2 separate regions of the Homo sapiens genome follow, and region 1 is linked to region 2. Evidence: read pairs that join two places in POLR2A ChIA-PET (ENCODE). Cell type or tissue: PC-9. All regions are shown on one strand. Links, peaks and the distances in the headings refer to the core of each region. The heading gives the core; the rest is flanking DNA.

The links. ChIA-PET counts read pairs that join two places held together with the same protein. Peaks named below come from ENCODE experiments on the same cell type or tissue, not always from the same donor. Only the 100,000 strongest peaks of a DNase experiment are listed, where the experiment ranks them.
Region 1: POLR2A ChIA-PET joins it to region 2 with 10 read pairs; 2 of 35 experiments call an interaction of 5 or more read pairs at or near these places.

Annotation. Positions count from the first base shown.
Region 1 is chr2:235,355,107-235,363,438 of GRCh38, reverse strand. No RefSeq gene overlaps it. Among named protein-coding and RNA genes, the nearest start is that of AGAP1, 130 kb to the left of the region's middle. In PC-9, for the core only: no CTCF peak of the experiment used is centred there; a DNase peak (open chromatin) is centred at 4,228; H3K27ac peaks cover 1,040 bases.
Region 2 is chr2:235,442,524-235,450,855 of GRCh38, reverse strand. No RefSeq gene overlaps it. Among named protein-coding and RNA genes, the nearest start is that of AGAP1, 47 kb to the left of the region's middle. In PC-9, for the core only: no CTCF peak of the experiment used is centred there; DNase peaks (open chromatin) are centred at 3,495 and 6,375; H3K4me3 peaks cover 348 bases; H3K27ac peaks cover 1,478 bases.

The DNA.
Region 1 (8,332 bases), core at 158-8,157, 87 kb after region 2:
CGTAAAAGGAATGATTGAGTCTTCTCAATGTCTAGTAGCAATGTAGCCTGAGCCACAAATGCGAGCCACATTTGTAATGTTAACTTCCCAGGCTGGATGCAATGGCTTATGCCTATAATTCCAACACTTTGGGAGGCCAAGGTGGGAGCATCACTTGAGTCCAGCCTGGGCAACATGGCGAAACCCTGTCTCTACAAAAGAATACAAAAATTAGCTGGGTGTGGTGGTATGGAACAGCTGGGTGTGGTTTTAGCTACTCTGGAAGCTGAGCTGGGAGAATCACCTGAGCATGGGAGGCAGAGGTTGCAGTGAGCCATGATTGCACCACTGCACTTCCAGCCTGGGCAACGAAGCAAGACCGTGTCTCAAAAAAGAACAAAAACCAGGTGAAATTAATTTTAATAAGATATTTTATTGTGTATTATAATATGTCTTATAAAATTAACTTTTCCTGCCACTTGCCTCTTTTTACTTTTTTTTTTTTATTGTGGCTGCTAGATGATTTAAAATTACTTAAGTGGGTTGCTGTAGGTGAGTTGGATGCACGCTGGAGCATGAGAACTGCTGACCTAAAGCTTAGGAGTTGCAGGAACTTTAGAAATACCAGGTATCATTGCTAGGATTGTGCTGCAGGCCAGGAAAATGAAGGGGGAGTTGCTTACTCCCTAGGAAACAGGTCAGAGGGGCAGGAACTTGAACTTTTCATTTTATGTCCCTTTGCATTTGTTTTGCATCATTAAACTAAATAAAATGAATTCAAACTAAACAAACACCAAAACAACAAATACAATAAAAGTTAGAAGAATTGAGGCAATGGGCATTTTCAGCATTTCATTGATGGGGAGAGGAAGGAAAGCAACCCATTTTCTCACTGCTGACTCAAGTGGCAGACACTCCGTAAATTCCACCCATCTCTATATAAATTTACATAGATGCAAGTATCTTGCTACTGCCATGCAAATTGGTCCCATCTCTTTAGAATTAATGCCTTTGGTACTTACATAAAAACAATGCAATTTGGGGGTAGTCTGAGCCTTCCTTTCAGTTAATCATATCAGCCCCACGCATTTTTATATGTAGAGAGGAAGACAAGAGTGTGGAAGGCAGAGGTGGGTAAGTTTTCATTGGGTTCACATTTTAGCTGCGCTTGTGCCAGGGGACTGCTATAAACTGAAAAGAGGTGGCAGAGCTGAGCGGGCAGATCTCCCCCTGCGTTGTTGGTGTGTTGATCATGGAGGCACACGTGGCAGAGGTTGCATCGCACCCGCATCACTGGGCACCAAGATCCTGCCAATAAAGAAAGCAGGTTCATGATCACAAGAATGGGAACATCGCGACAAGAAGCTCTCTTACAAAGCCTAAAAGAAGTCTCATTTTGTTTTCTGTTCTTTATTTTTTATTTTTTGCATTTATGGGAGAATGAAATGGAAAGAAGTGTTAACTGAGGGCGTGTGCGGCTGAAGGTGGAAGTCATCGTCCAGGATGATTTAGGAATAGGAAGATGGACAGAATCCTGGTGTGGAAGGAAGTCATACATGATTGAGATGCTCTTTTCATCTCTAAATGATCCTCTCTTTCAGATGTGTAGACTTTAAGAGCAAGATCTTTAAGTTTTGGAAGAAACCAGACTTTTCCTATCGGGGTGCTAAAGATGAGACAGTAAGGGGCAGCTTGTTTTTCTCTTGACTACTGCCTATTTAGAATTATTATTATTATTATTTGAGATGGAGTCTTGCTTTGTCCTCCAGGCTGGAGTGCAGTGGTGTGATCTCAGCTCACTGCAACCTCCATCTCCCAGGTTCAAGCGATTCTCCTGCCTCAGCCTCCTGAGTAGCTGGGATTACAGGCATCCACCACCATGCCCAGCTAATTTTTGTATTTTTAGTAGAGATGGGGTTTTGCCATGTTGGCCAGGCTGGTCTTGAACTCCTGACCTCAGGTGATCTGCCCACCTCAGCCTCCCAGACTGTTGGGATTACAAGCGTGAGCCACTGCGCCCAGCCTAGAATCATTTTTAAAAGACTTGCTGGCAACATGGTGTTTTCAAAGAACAGTAAGGGAGGGTGCTTCAGTCCAACAGTAAGCCAAATGCTTTTAGGTGTGAGGTTGTCTGTCTTTTGTAAGCCCGGTAATGCGACAGACATTCCCAGCTAAGCTGAGCCTGCAATCTTGGAGCTGCCCTGTATTTCTATTCTCTAAAAACATGTGTATTAGTCACGGTTCTCCAAAGATACAGAACTAATAGGATGTGTGGGTTTGTATAGACAGAAAGAGATTTATTTCAAGGAATTGGCTCACATGATGATGGAGCTGGCAAATCCAGACTCTGCAGGAAGGGCCGTCAGGCTGGAGACCCAGGAGAAAGCCGAGGCTGCAGCTCAAGGCTGAGGGTTGTCTGCTGCAGAATTCCTTCTTGCTTGAGGGAAGTCAGTCTCTTTGTTCTGTTCGGACCTTCAACAAATTGGATGAGGCCCCCCTCCCACATTAGGTAGGGCAACCTGCTTTACTCAAAGTCCACTGATTTCAATGTCAGTCTCATCCGAAAACAGCCTTATAGAGAGACCCAGAATAATGTCTAACTACCTGTCAGAGTGCCCTGTGGCCCAGCCAAGTTAACACATAAAATTGGCTATCACATGGTATGGCCTGGTATATCACAGGAGAGGCTCTTCAAACAGAATTGTATTTAATCCCTTCAGGTTTGAGGAAATGGAAACTTGGCATGTTGAAGCCACTTGTCCAAGGGCCCTCAGCTTGGCCCTCCCAGGCCCAATGTGTCTCTATGTTGGGAGGTCACCTCCACTAACCAGGTCCGTGATAAGTGGGAGAGCCTGTGCGTGCAAGAGGTTTGCTAGTCTTGCTTCCGAGGAGGGCTCAGGTTCTGCAACAGAAGGAAACTACTGCGAGGGTCCTGCCACTTTTCAGGAAGCAAAATATCAATGAAACATACTTTTTCAATTGTTAGTGTTTTTCAACCTTAAGTTTTTCTTTTCTTTCTTTCTTTTTTTTTTTTTTTTTTGAGACAGAGTCTCACTCTGTCACCCAGGCTGGAGTGCAGGGACTCGATCCCAGCTCACTGCAACCTCCGACTCCCGGGTTCAAAAGATTCTCCTGCCTCAGCCTCCTGAGTAGGTGGCATTGCAGGCACATGCCAACACACCCAGCTAATTTTTGTAGTTTTTAGTAGAAATGGGGTTTCACCATGTTGGCCAGGCTGGTCTCAAAATCCTGACCTCAGGTGATCCGCCCGCCTTGGCCTCCCAAAGAGCTGGGATGACAGACATGAGCCAGTGTGCCCAGATCAACCTTAAGTTTTCTTAAAGCATTGGCATCTGCCTCTGCTTTCCTGCTAGTGGGTGCTAACAGGCCATGCAGCCATCCCGCAGAAGCAAGCCCCCACCACAGCAGCACATTAAACCAGTAAGCCTCTTCCTCTGGAGTTGTTTGAATCCTGGCCCAGCCACCTCTTGGTCACATGACCCTGGGCACGGTGCATAGCCTTGCTGTGGCTCCCTCTCTTCATCCACATGAGTCCCCCCTTCCAGAGGGCTGTGGGGAGGAGACAAGCCCTACTTCACATGGACCCAGCTCAGCCTTGGGGCTACTCCAGGTCCAAAACTTTGCCTTGCTTTCTGGCCAGAGGGCCCAGTATTTTGGGATCCAGTTGGTGAGAAACACCTGCAGTGGTGGCTCCTCCTGATCCTTCACGCTGTGGGTAGGTGTGGCCTCACAGCTCCCTGCTCATACCCACACCTCTATCTGCCTGTCTCCCACCCCTGGCATCCCCTGTTCCCACTGAGGTGCCAGACCCCACGGGAGATGTGAAGTGTCCAAGCCTGGTGTTGAGGAATGGGTCAGAAGGCTCGCAGAGGCGGGATATTAGGGTGGATGCGCCACATAGGATCTGAGGGCTTAGAAGGACCTAGAGGACACTCCCTTCAGAGCTAGATAGGAAGTGCCCAGGAGGAGGGCTGCTGGCATCTCAGAGGGGTTTGGAGGAGGCTGTCCTCCATGGTTGGGGTTGACTCAGAGAGGCTCTGGTAGAACTGGCTCCCTTGTAGGAATGGAGCCAAGGGCACGTTACCAGCAGAGACAGAGTAGTGCAGGTGCTCCCAGGGGTGGCACCGAGGCCTCAGTGCAAGCAGAGAGTGCTGAGCCTTGGGGATCTGTGCTGATAACAGTGAGGTTGTGATGGTTTTCTCAGGGGCGAGAGAGATGAAACAGCCAACCAGAGTGTTGCTTGCTTTCTAGGATAAAAAATTGTGGTGGCTGGGCGCGGTGACTCACACCTGTAATACCAGCACTTCAAGAGGCCAAGGCGGGTGAATCACGTGAGGTCAGGAGTTTGAGACCAGCCTGGCCAACATGGTGAAACCCTGTCTCTACTAAAAATACACAAATTAGCCGGGTGTGGTGGCGCCTGTAGTCTCAGCTACTCTGGAGGCTGAGGCAGGATAATCACTTGAACCTGGGAGGCAGAGGTTGTGGTGAGCTGAGATTGCTCATACTGCCTGGGAGGCAGAGTGAGACTTTATCTCAAAGAAAAAAAAAAATTGTGGCTGGAATTGTATTCTTCAAAAAGATGTAGAAGCCCTCACTCCTGGTCCCTGTAAATGTGAGCTTTTTTCTTTCTTTGCTTCTTTGGAGATAGAGTCTTGCAGATATCATCAAGGTAAGATGAGGTCATACTGGATTAGGGTGGGCCCTAAATCCAATGCTGCTGCCCTTAGGAGAAGGGGAGATTAGGACACAGAGACACTGAGGAGACACGGGGAAGAAGGCCCTGCCCCGTGATGATGCGGGCAGGGATGGGAGTGATGTAGCTGAAGTCAATCAAGAGATGCCTAGGCTGACCTCCGCCGCCACCACAAGCGAGGAGGAGGCCAGGACGGAACCTTCCCTGGAGGCTTCGGAGACAGCATGGCTCTGCCAACACCATGACCACGGACTCCCAGCCTTCAGGACTGTGACGGAAGAGGTGTCTGCTGTGGGCGATTTGTTAGGGCAGCCTAGGAAGCTGACCAACAGTCAAGGCCTGGGGAGAAGGCTGCTGCCTATGGCTGCCATGGAAAAGTGTGCCCTTATCCAGCTCAAACCCGAGCCTGAGCAGGTCACAGCGGGCCTCGGGGTGCAAGCCCACCCTGGTGTAGTCTCCCCAACCTCCTGACAGGTGACTGGGAGAGACCGTCCTAGAAGCCGGCAGAAGCTTCATCTCTGATCTCTGATGTGTGGAGGATGAGTAATGACAGCACTGAGTGCCACATGGAACCATGGAAACACCAGGACTGCCACATGGCAGACAAAGCTCACGTGCCACCCCAGGGCCTAGCAAGGGTGCGTGGGGCGCTGCAGCCGTGGAGCGAGGCTGCTGAGGCCTGCGGTGGTGGCAGCTCTCAACCCCGAGTGTCACTGGCAGGCAAAACCCAGCAGCGCCTCCCTACCGGGCATCACACGCCTCTTTCTTTGCGCTTCGTTATTGTGGCTGAGGTGCACATGCCACGGCCGTCACTTGCCCCGACACATGTGCCTCTGGGATGAGCAGGGAAGGTGACACCCCCACAGGTGAATTTGACCAGTGGGAGACAGGGGCCAGTGGGTACACTTTTCTCTCCTCCCCACCTTGCACAGGTACTTGTTCTTGGAATGTCTCAAACAATAAGGAATGGGCTTTGGAGTGGGGCAGCCTTCCTTCTCCACCACGTACTTACTATTTACTTTGACTTTGTGCAAGTTGCACAACCTCTCTGAGCCTCACAATCATAATTTAATGACAACGGCAACCTGGCAGGGTTGCAGGGTTGTTGGGGTTGGCGGGGAAAGAAGGAACATCTATGAGGCACCTTTTTTTTTGAGATGGAGTCTTACTATCGCTCAGGCTGGAGTGCAGTGGCATGATCTCAGCTCACTGCAACCTCGGCCGCCCGGGTTCAAGCAATTCTCCTGCCTCGGCCTCCCCAGTAGCTGGGATTACAGGCACGTGCCACTGCGCCTCGCTAATTTTTGTATTTTTAGTAGAGACGGGGTTTCACCATCTTAGCCAGGCTGGTCTTGAACTCCTGACCTCGTGATCCGCCCGCCTTAGCCTCCCAAAGTGCTGGGATGACAGGTGTGAGCCACTGCGCCTGGCCTGTGAGGCACCTTCTACAGGGTCTGCACGCCATAGACACAATAGCTGCCATTAAAAAATATTAACATGCTGGGTGCGGTGGCTCACGCCTGTCATCCCAGCACTTTGGGAGGCTGAGGCGGGCGGATCATGAGGTCAGGAGATCGAGACCATCCTGGCTAACATGGTGAAACCCCGTCTCTACTAAAAATACAAAAAATTAGCCGGGCGTGGTGGCGGGCGCCTGTAGTCCCAGCTACTTGGGAGGCTGAGGCAGGAGAATGGCGTGAACTTGGGAGGCGGAGTTTGCAGTGAGCCCTTGGGTGACAGAGCAATACTCTGTCTCAAAACAAACAAACAAACAAAAAAACCCATAAACTTGTCTTGTGCGTTTGAAAATTAGGACTCTTACCAGGAAAATTTGGGTCTTCTAAGCCTCCATCCATGTCACCTGTGACCATAGAGTGGGTCATCTTGAATCTTTTCCCCGTCTGGGTACCTTGCTGATTTCCTTGCCTGCATCACACCTACCTGGTTCAAGGTGAAGTGGAAAGGTGTCAGTTACTCAGTGACTCAGAGACACAGCCCGAATGAAGAGGTATGGAGCTCCTAGTAGCTGACTGCATGAGCTCAGTGGGATGCCTCTTGCCAGCAAATGCTTTTCCCCTCTGCATCTGTGTTGGTGTCATCCACGCCTGAATGATGTTAAGGGAGGCCCCTGGTGGGACCTCAGTACAGCTTCTCTATGAGGGAGATCCCACCCTTTGGCAAAGCCAAGGCCGTGGAAAATGAGTTCATTAAATGAAGGCTCCCAGACACATGTCACTCATAACAACCATGCCAAAGGAGATCATTTCCTTTTCTGTTTCTGTTCACGTGGCCGGCAAAGCCAAAAGAGAAAACTAAGCTCATACAACCCATCAATCTAAAAAAAAAAAAAAAAAAATACTCAAACCACCAGAGGTGTGGCATAATCCTTAGAGTCTAAACAGAATGATCCGGCTGCCGTAAAGGCAGATAAACAGAGGCGAAATAATTTTTACAATCAAAGCCTCTCTCAACATTTTATGCATTATTTATAGTGTGAGGAGGCAGGGGCTTTCACAAAGAGCTACTTTTTGAACATATAAGATAGTTTAATATAAAAATCATCTCTGACTTTATTTTAATTTAGATTTCCATTTATTATGGAAGCAGTAAAATAAAAGAATCAAGCTTGACATCTGATTCAAATATCCAATTTCTTTACTTGTTATTCTCGGTAAAACACAAGCCTCTGTTTTTGTACTAATCCTTTAAAGCATTTCATTGGCCAGCCTTCATTATCTGTTTCCATTTTTTTTTTTTTTTTGAGATGGAGTCTTGCTCTGTTGTCCAGGCTGGAGTGCAGTAGCACAATCTCGGCTCATTGCAGCCTCCGCCTCCTGAGTTCAAGTGATCTCCTGTCTTAACCTCCTGAGTAGCTGGGACTACAGATGTGCTACTGTAGCCAGGTGACCACACCCGGCTAATTTTTGTATTTTTAGTAGAGATGAGGTTTCACCATGTTGGCCAGGCTGGTCTTGAACTCCTGACATCAGGTGATCCACCCATCTTGGCCTCCCAAAGTACTGGGATTACAGGTATGAGCCACTGTGCCTGGCCATCTGTTTCCTTTTAAATGCCCTTAAGATAGCACTGTCAGGCAGTGTGTGTGTTCCTGCAGCAGAGTCAATTCTAGATCCAGCATGAAATGAGATGAGATGGAAGCTGATGAGGCAGAAGGTCTGTATAAAAACTTAGTGCAGTTGTGCGGCTAGGTTAGAAAAAAATCTGTCCCCGGAGTGTGATGTTCCCCTTCCTGTGTCCATGTGTTCTCGACTGTTGTGGGGTTGGGGGAGGGGGGAGGGATAGCATTAGGAGATATACCTACTGCTAAATGACGAGTTAATGGGTGCAGCACACCAACATGGCACATGTATACATATGTAACAAACCTGCACGTTGTGCACATGTACCCTAAAACTTAAAGTATTATAATAATAAAATTAAAAAAAAAAGAAAAATAATCTGTGTAAGTTTTGCCAGCCTCTCATTTCCCCCCTCACTCTAAGCTCTGCTTTTCCAATGTCCTGTTGCCCAGGTGGAAGGAAATCAAATATGCATAAGCAATGCTGCTGACTGTGGTGGAAAACCTGAGGAATGTAGGTATTGCGCTGTTTGAATAAGTTAATTAGTAAACACAGT
Region 2 (8,332 bases), core at 291-8,290:
TTTTCTCTCCTTATGACTTCATGCAGGGGCAGGTCCAGATTTTGTGGAGCCTGAAGTATAATTTTGGAGAGCCTCTTTAAGAATAATGTAAAATTACGAATATTAGGTACAAAAACTATGAAAATTAGCCACCAAAATGAATACTAATTTAAAAAGGGTAAAGAAAGTACAAGAGATTTTTGATTATATATAATTTTGGAATTGAATTGCTCTCATGCCACAAACACTGACTTATGGAAAAATATTATGCTTTTGGCCTGGCACGTTGGCTTATGCCTATAATCCCACCACTTTGGGAGGCTGAGGTGGGCAGATCACTTGAGGTCAGGAGTTCGAGACCAGCCTGGCCAACATGGTGAAATCCTGTCTCTACTAAAAATACAAAAATTAGCCAGGTGTGGTGGCAGGTACCTGTAATCCCAGCTACTCAGGAGGCTGAGGCAGGAGAATCACTTGAACCCGGGAGGTGGAGGTGGCAGTGAGCTGAGATTGTGCCACTGTACTCCAGCCTGGGCAACAAGAGTGAAACTCCGCCAAACAAAACAAAAGAAAACAAAAGAAAGAAAGAAAAATATTGTGCTTTCAATGAAACCTTGTTTATGTAGCCCATTTTGCTCTGTGGGTAGTAATTTGCATGCTGTGTCATCTAGAGCCATCAGACTTGGTAAGGACAAAATGTGTCCAATATGTGAAAACACGATCTAAAGGTTGACGTGCACAAATGATGCATCTTTATCCACAGGTGTGCCTGCTCTTTGTATCACTGCTGCAGGTTAGCGTGCATTTACACAGAAATTCTGGTAAGTTCTATTCACACAATTCCCATGGATAAAGGAAAACTTTGTCCATTTACAGCTGCATGTGCAGCATTAAAGGGTAGATTCCTTACGAGAGAGGACGGCCACTGGAGGTAGCCGCCGTGAGCACTGAGGCCTCAGCTTATGATTTAAACACGTAATGGCTGGAAGAGCTTCCCACAGACCAGCTTCAGCCTCTGACTTTAAACTTGTGTTTACTCTTCCACCCACATGTTTGGAGTGCTGGAAACTGAAGAGTGCTGGAAACCCACACGTCACTAGGCGATGGCCCGGTCAGTATATCAGGTACATCAAGTGAGCCACAGAGTGGGCGACAGGATTATTCCTGGCAGCTATTCCTATGCAGAGATGGCTAGAAGTACCATAACCATGTACAAAAAGTTCCTAAGCCAGATATTAATAAATAACCCATTAAACTCCAACTGAATATATCACCAAGGCAACTTCCTCTCAGTGAGATCCCAAAACTGCCCACAGCAGTTTAATGTCACCAGCATGAGGAGAAGTGGACAGAGGCAAGGATTAGAGAGACAGAGAGTGCATGGTTGTAACCAACTGCTGTTAACACGTCTTAATTTTGGCCAAGCACAGTGGCTCATACCTGTAATCCCAACACTTTGGGAGGCTGAGGCAGGAGGATTGCTTGAGCCCAGGAGTTTGAGACCAGCCTGGGCAACATATTGAGACCCTGTCTCTTCAAAAAAAAAAAAAAAAAATAGGTGGGCATGGTGGTGCACACCTGTAGTCCCAGCTACTTGGGAGGCTGGGGAGGCTACAGTGAGCTGTGATTGTGTGGCTGCACTCCAGCCTGGGCAACAGATTGAGATCCTGTCTCACAAAAGCAAAAACAAAAAAACCTTACTTTTGCAACATTTTCACAAACATGTATGACCATATTAACATGTTACCTGGCCCTCCTGGGGTTTTGGGAAAGGCCCCTGCAAGCCAAGAGCACTGACATGCAGACGTCATTCGTTTCATGCCATCAGCCCCTGGCTTATTCCTGGCTGTCTCTCACCTTCAACCCTGATCCCCACACGGGCCCCTTCCTAACACTGGCCAACAAGCCTTTTCTGTCTCTCTTTCCCATCCCTTCTCTTCTAGTCCCCTTTTGTGGAGACATCTCTGACTCTGGCTTCCTTGGCTTTTCTCTTCAAGACACTGCAAGCAAGAATGACTCCACCCTGGAAGCTAGAGAGAGGAAAGGCTGAGCATGACCCCGCACTGGTATTGCTTGTCTCTGTTCTACACTAAGAGCTTAGGTTCTCTTATAATTCAGTCCTGATGGTTAACTTGTATCAGGTGCCAGGTGAGCTCTGCATGTTGCCCCTTGGAATATTCCTAATGACTCCATGACAAAATCAAGAGTGATATTTAACTTAGGGAGTTTCGTAGGGCATAAGCTATGATCAACTGGAAATGGACTTGGCTATAGTGATGGATCAGGGCCCTGGAGGCCTGCTGGTGAACTGGGCATAAACCTTCTCGCTGCCACATTGTGGGAAAATGGTGGGACATCCCTGGGGGAGAGGCTGGGGGAGTTGTCATGGAGAGGGTTCAGGCAAAGAGATGGGGACAGTGGCTATTTGCCAATTGGTATAGAAACATTTCAACATTTTATGGCCTTCCTAGTGCCAATAGCCTGAATGCCAGCTCTGGAGATGGGAACTGAGACTGCCTTCATTTCACAGAGGAGAAAAAAAGATTGAGAACCGGTAGCTCATTCAGGCTCACCCAGGAGTCGTTTGCAGAGGCAGCTGTAGCACGCACTTTCTTAACCATTGGCCTTGGGGCCTCTACATGAAGGCAGGGTCCCCTCTTGCTTCCTCTGTCATTCACTCTGTCCCTTGGTGTTGCTACACCTGTACCTACTGGAATGGGAAATCCATGCTTTAAAGGAGAGGAAATCAAGTGAGAGCCTCTCATGAGAAACCATCTGGCTCCAGGAATGGGATCGTGGCATCTGGGAAAGGCTTTTTCGTGGAAGGGAGAATGCCCATGACCTCCTCAGCTGCTGCATCATTGAAGGCCAAACTAGACTTTGCATAATTATTTTAAAAAGCCCAGCATGTAGATATGCCAAGACCAGCCTGACCAGATGAGCCAAGCAGCATCTTAAACAAATGCCACTTAGTATGAGAATGCCTTCTCCCAAATTGTTGCCAATGCTGGCCATCTTCCAACAGTTTAATCTTTGACAATTAGGCAGGTAGGAATTGGTATTGTGTTGTTGTTTTGATTTGCGTTCACTTATGAGAGAGGTTGAATATCTTTAGAGTCAATATTTAGGAAGGTGATTTTTGACTACATGTATCAGAACTAAATGTCTGTACTTACATGTGAATTTTATTAACAGAAATGGATCATTTATTCTGGCACAGGAACACAAAGGTTTATAATAATAATAATAATAATAATAATAATATTTGACAATTACTGAGTGTTTACAACATGCCAGATGCTGTTCTAAGCACTTAATGTTATTATCTCATTTCGCTCAGACAACAACCTATTGGGAGGCACTTCGTTTATTCCCATTATACAGATGAGAATACTGAGACACAGAGAGAGTAATATCTTGCCCATAAGTCACAAAGTGAATTTATTACCGTACTGTAAATAATTGCAACATCCAGAAATAACTTATATAGCTGTCAATTAGAGAACTGGCTAAATAATATTTAGAACAGTCATTCAATGGAATGCTGGACAGCTAGCTACTTGGATGAGTAACATAGATGCTTATTACTATGGTAAGGAAAGATGTCCAAGATATATACTACTAGGTGAAAAAATAAGTGACAAAATAGTATCAGCCCACTTAAGTATATTATAAATGTGTTTATGTATGGGTCTGCTTCTGTATAGGTAGACATTATCTGGAAGAACATTTAAGAAACCCATATAGGGCCAGGCGTGGTGGCTCATGCCTGTAATCCCAGCACTTTGGGAGGCTGAGGCGGGCCGATCACTTGAGGCCAGGAGTTTGAGACCAGCCAGGCCAATGTGGCGAAACCCCATCTTTACTAAAAATACCAAAAAATTATCCGGGCGTGGTAGTGCATGCCTGTAGTCCCAGCTACTTGGGAGGTTGAAGCAGGAGAATTGCTTGAACCCAGGAAGCGGCGGTTTGAGTGAGCTGAGATTGCGCCACTGCACTCCAGCCTGGGTGACAGAGTAAGACTCCATCTTAAAAAAAGTAATAATAATAAAGAAGAAGAAGAAGAAGAAGAAGAAACCCATATAGGACAAATAACCTACTTGTGGTTACCTATGGAACATAGAATTGGGATAAAGGAGAGAAACCTTATTTTTCACTTTATATACTTCTATACAGCTTGATTTTTAAAAAGTACCATGAATATGTATTACTTTAGGAATTTTTTAAAATTACATTTTAAATGGATGTCATGGTTTCTAGCTCATGGGACTGTTTTGAGAATTAAAAGGGCTGACAATGAAGGAGTCTAGCCTATGCCCGACTTAAAGCTAGACCTCGGTGAATATTAATTCTGAGCCTAATACGATGCTTGGCAAGGGGTATGCTATACATCATTATTGATTGAAGAGTGAGTTCTGCTCTGAGCAAGTGTCCTAACTGCTTTAAACTTGTTTCTTTTAATTAAAATAATGTGCAAGAAAAACAGCATGCAACTCGTAGAGCTCATATGATTGCTGTGAGGATGAACATGCCATAGAGAAAGTCATCTCGGGCTTGGCTCAGAGTGCTGGGCTAAGGATTTAGTGCCACCACTCACAGGCGTGTGCCTGCAGGAAGCATATGGGTCTCAGGTTGCTGGGAGGATCAATTCAATAATGTATTCAAGGCAAGCCTTCTGTCAATGCTAAAACACTGCACCTAAGTTCAGCTGTGTAAAGGCATCATATGAAACAAACGATGCAACCCCCAGATCTTGTCCCATTCATTAAAAACAAACCAAACGAAATAAACTCAGGGGCTGGGCATGGTGGCTCACGCCTGTAATCTCAGCCCTTTGGGAGGCTGAGGCGGGTGGATCACCTGAGGTCAGGAGTTTGAGACCAGCCTGGCCAATATGGTGAAATCCCATCTCCACTAAAAGTACAAAAATTAGCCGGGCATGGTGGCGTGCACCTGTAATCCCAGCTACTCAGGAGGCTGAGGCAGAAGAATTGCTTCAACCTGGGAGGCGGAGGTTGCAGTGAGCTGAGATCGCGCCACTGCACTCCAGCCTGGAGGACAAGAGTGAAACTCCATCTCAAAAAATAAATAAATAAATAAATAAAATAAACTCAGGGAGCACTCACCGAAATGGATTACATTAAATCATTTCAATCAACTCTCTATTCTTTTTCTTCCAGAAAAAGGTGGGAGGACTTCCAGGTTCCACTTAGGATGTAGGAAGGTGGAAACGGCAGGGCTCATACCCCAACAACAAGCACATCTACAAAACCGTGGCCTTTGCAATCCCATCACAGCACTGAGGTCAACGGGCAGTCAGCCTGAAAGCTGAGGAAAGAGGCATGGCTTGGGCCTGAGCAGCAGCTTAGACGAATCAGAGCATGGAGGAAACAGGTGGCGGGTGGGGTAGGGGGTGCAGAGGAACACACAGCAGGTGAGAAGATTCCAGCCAGGACTTTTAACTGATTGACGAAAGCCAAGTGAGGGCTCTCCTGAGAGCATCGGCTCCCAGGGACTGCAGCCACAGGGAGACTTTGCACCCACTCCTGGCTCTTCTCTTTAACCTCACCAATTGCTCACAAGAAAAATGGGGGTGGGGTGGGAGGAGCAGCTGCCACTAAGGGAAAGGCCCAGAGGCCCCCAGGGAACTTCTCACTTGGGAAACGAGAGCCTTAAGCTGCTGGGGGGCAGGGGTGGGGTGGTGGAGGAGGAGCAAATCCTGCTGTCCCTGTTACTTTAATTAGTAGAAACCGAGGTTTAAAGCTGATGAAGACCCATTTTGTCTGGAGGAAAGAGGGAAAAAAGCCTTCCACTCCTGAGAGAGTGACAGGGTACCATCTGGGCCCAGGACACAGACAGTCTTCTCAGGCAGGAGGCGGGAGAAAAGGCAGGAACCCAGAGACCCCCACCCACCTCCAGACCCAGACCCAGGGGCGCAGGGTCTGCCTAAGACTGAGGATGAAGCAAGGCAACAGAGAGCAACCTTTTTGCATCCCCAGGCTGACACTCAGGGTTAGAAAGAACAGCATCTCTGTTACAGGGCAGGGGTCCCGATCCAGACCCCAAGAGAGGGTTCTTGGATCTCACACAAGAAAGAATTCAGGCAGGGCAAGTCCGTAAAGTGAAAGCAAGTGTATTAGGAAAATAAAGGAATAAAAGAAGAGCTACTCCAAGGTCTGCTGGTTGCCAATTTTGTTGGTAATTTCTTGATTATCTTAAAGATAGTGAAACCCAAGTTTCTCTTCAAAGAATCAGTATGTCAGTATGTTCAGCTATCTTATTCTTTGATTCTCCATTTTAAAGTTTAACTTCCTGGTTCTCTTCAGTCCCTCGCTTCTTGTTTCAGTAAACAACTTCCCTGTCAGTCTTAATCAGTAGTTCACATCTGTTCCCCTGGTCACCTGCTCTGTCCTGACTCATCCCGGTCACCTGCTTTGACTGAGTCACCACTGGTCACCTGCTCTGACCTAAGACACTTTTAGTTACCTGTTCCTAACTGTCCTTCCCGCCAAACTACTCACCCCGCCACTCTGGCTCACACCCTTGCCCTCTTTAAAATAGCCAATCAGAATTAGCTTAGACTGTGCAGTCCAACCCTAGCCAACAGGGGAACGACACAGCAGTAGGGGCTATCTGCCTCAGGAATAAGACCTTCTGCCCCTCCCCAGGTGTGCTCTCGCCATTGTTCCAACCAGGAGGAGCACCCTTTCTGCAGAAAGCAAAAGTTGCCTTGTGAGAAAATTAAATTTATGTTCGAGTGCTATTTCTTTATGGCACTGGGGAACAAGCATTTTGCATTTCTAACAATTATATGCTAAACAAGGGGTGGATTATTTGTGTTTCCCCTTTGTAGACCATATAGGGTAACTTCCTGTGGTTGCCATGGCATTTGTAAACTGTCATGGCACGGGTGGGAGTGTGGCAGTGAGGATGACCAGAGGTCACTCTTGTCACCATCTTGGTTTACGTGGGTTTTGGCCGGCTTCTTTACTGCAACCTGTTTTATCAGCAAGGTCTTTATGGCCTGTATCTTGTGCTGACCTCCTATCTCATCCTGTGATTTAGAATGCCTTAATCCTCTGGGAATGCAGCCCAGTAGGTCTCGGCCTCCTTTTACCCAGCTCCTATTCAAGATGGAGTTCCTCTGGTTCCAATACCTCTGACATTTCCACCAGGGGAGGGACAAGAAGGAGGGGAGAGGCATCTTCTGTGACATGCGTCACAGGAACAACCCAACACTGAGATGCAGCACCGGCCTTCAGAGAAACTCTCTGGCCACCCAGCCTGTGCCCTAGCAGGAGGTAATTCCAGAGGAATTTGAAGCTGATGGTGCACTGAGGATAATCATAGCAACAAGACTCAAACCCAGTTCAACTCCTGCCTAGACTGACCCAGCGTCTCAAGCCAAAGGTCTGGAAGGAGAAAAGGTATGCCTGTCTCAAGGCACAATACAATAAGATGTACCTCAGCCCTTGTTGGCCTATGTAGGAAGGTCAGTTTTCAACTCCAAACCACAAAACACATAACAAAGTCAAAACAAATCAGCTTACTGTTAAGAGACTAAGCAATCAGTAAAGCCAGATTTAGAAATGACCCCAGAAGTTGGAGTTATCAGAGAGGAAATTTAAAAGAACTACGATTAATATTTGAAAGTTCAAATGGAAACAGTGTGTATGTAGGTGAACAGATGTGGTATTTCAGTACAGAGATGGAAACTATTAGAGACAATCAAAGGGAAATTTTAGGGGGAAAAAAAAGAACCCATGGCAACAGAGATGAGGAATGCCATTGACAGGTTCATCAGACAGTTTCACATAGCTGAGAAAAAAACCCCAGTAAACCTGGAGATAGGTTAATAAAAATTCACCCAAACTGAAACACAGAGAAAAAAGAAATCAGACAGAAGAGAACAGCCAGGCTGGGCGCGGTGGTTCACGCCTGTAATCCCAGCACTTTGGGAGGCTGAGGCGGGCAGATCACCTGAGGTCCAGAGGTTGAGACCAGCCTGGCCAACATGGCAAAACCCCATCTCTACTAAAAATACAAAAATTATCCGGGTGTGGTGGCATGTGCCTGTAATCCCAGCTACTTGGGAGGCTGAGGCAGGAGAATGACTTGAACCCAGGAGGCGGAGGTTGCAGTGAGCCGAGATCGCGCCATTGCACTTTGCACTCCAGCCTAGGCAACAAGAGTGAAACTCCGTCTAAAAAAAAAAAAAAAAAAAAAAAAAAAAAAAAGAAGAGAACAGCCAAGAGCTGTAGGATGGTAACAGCATGTGGTCTAATATGTGTGCAATTGAAATCGCATAAAGAGAAGAGAGGAGAGAACAGACATAAGAAATATTTAAAGAGAT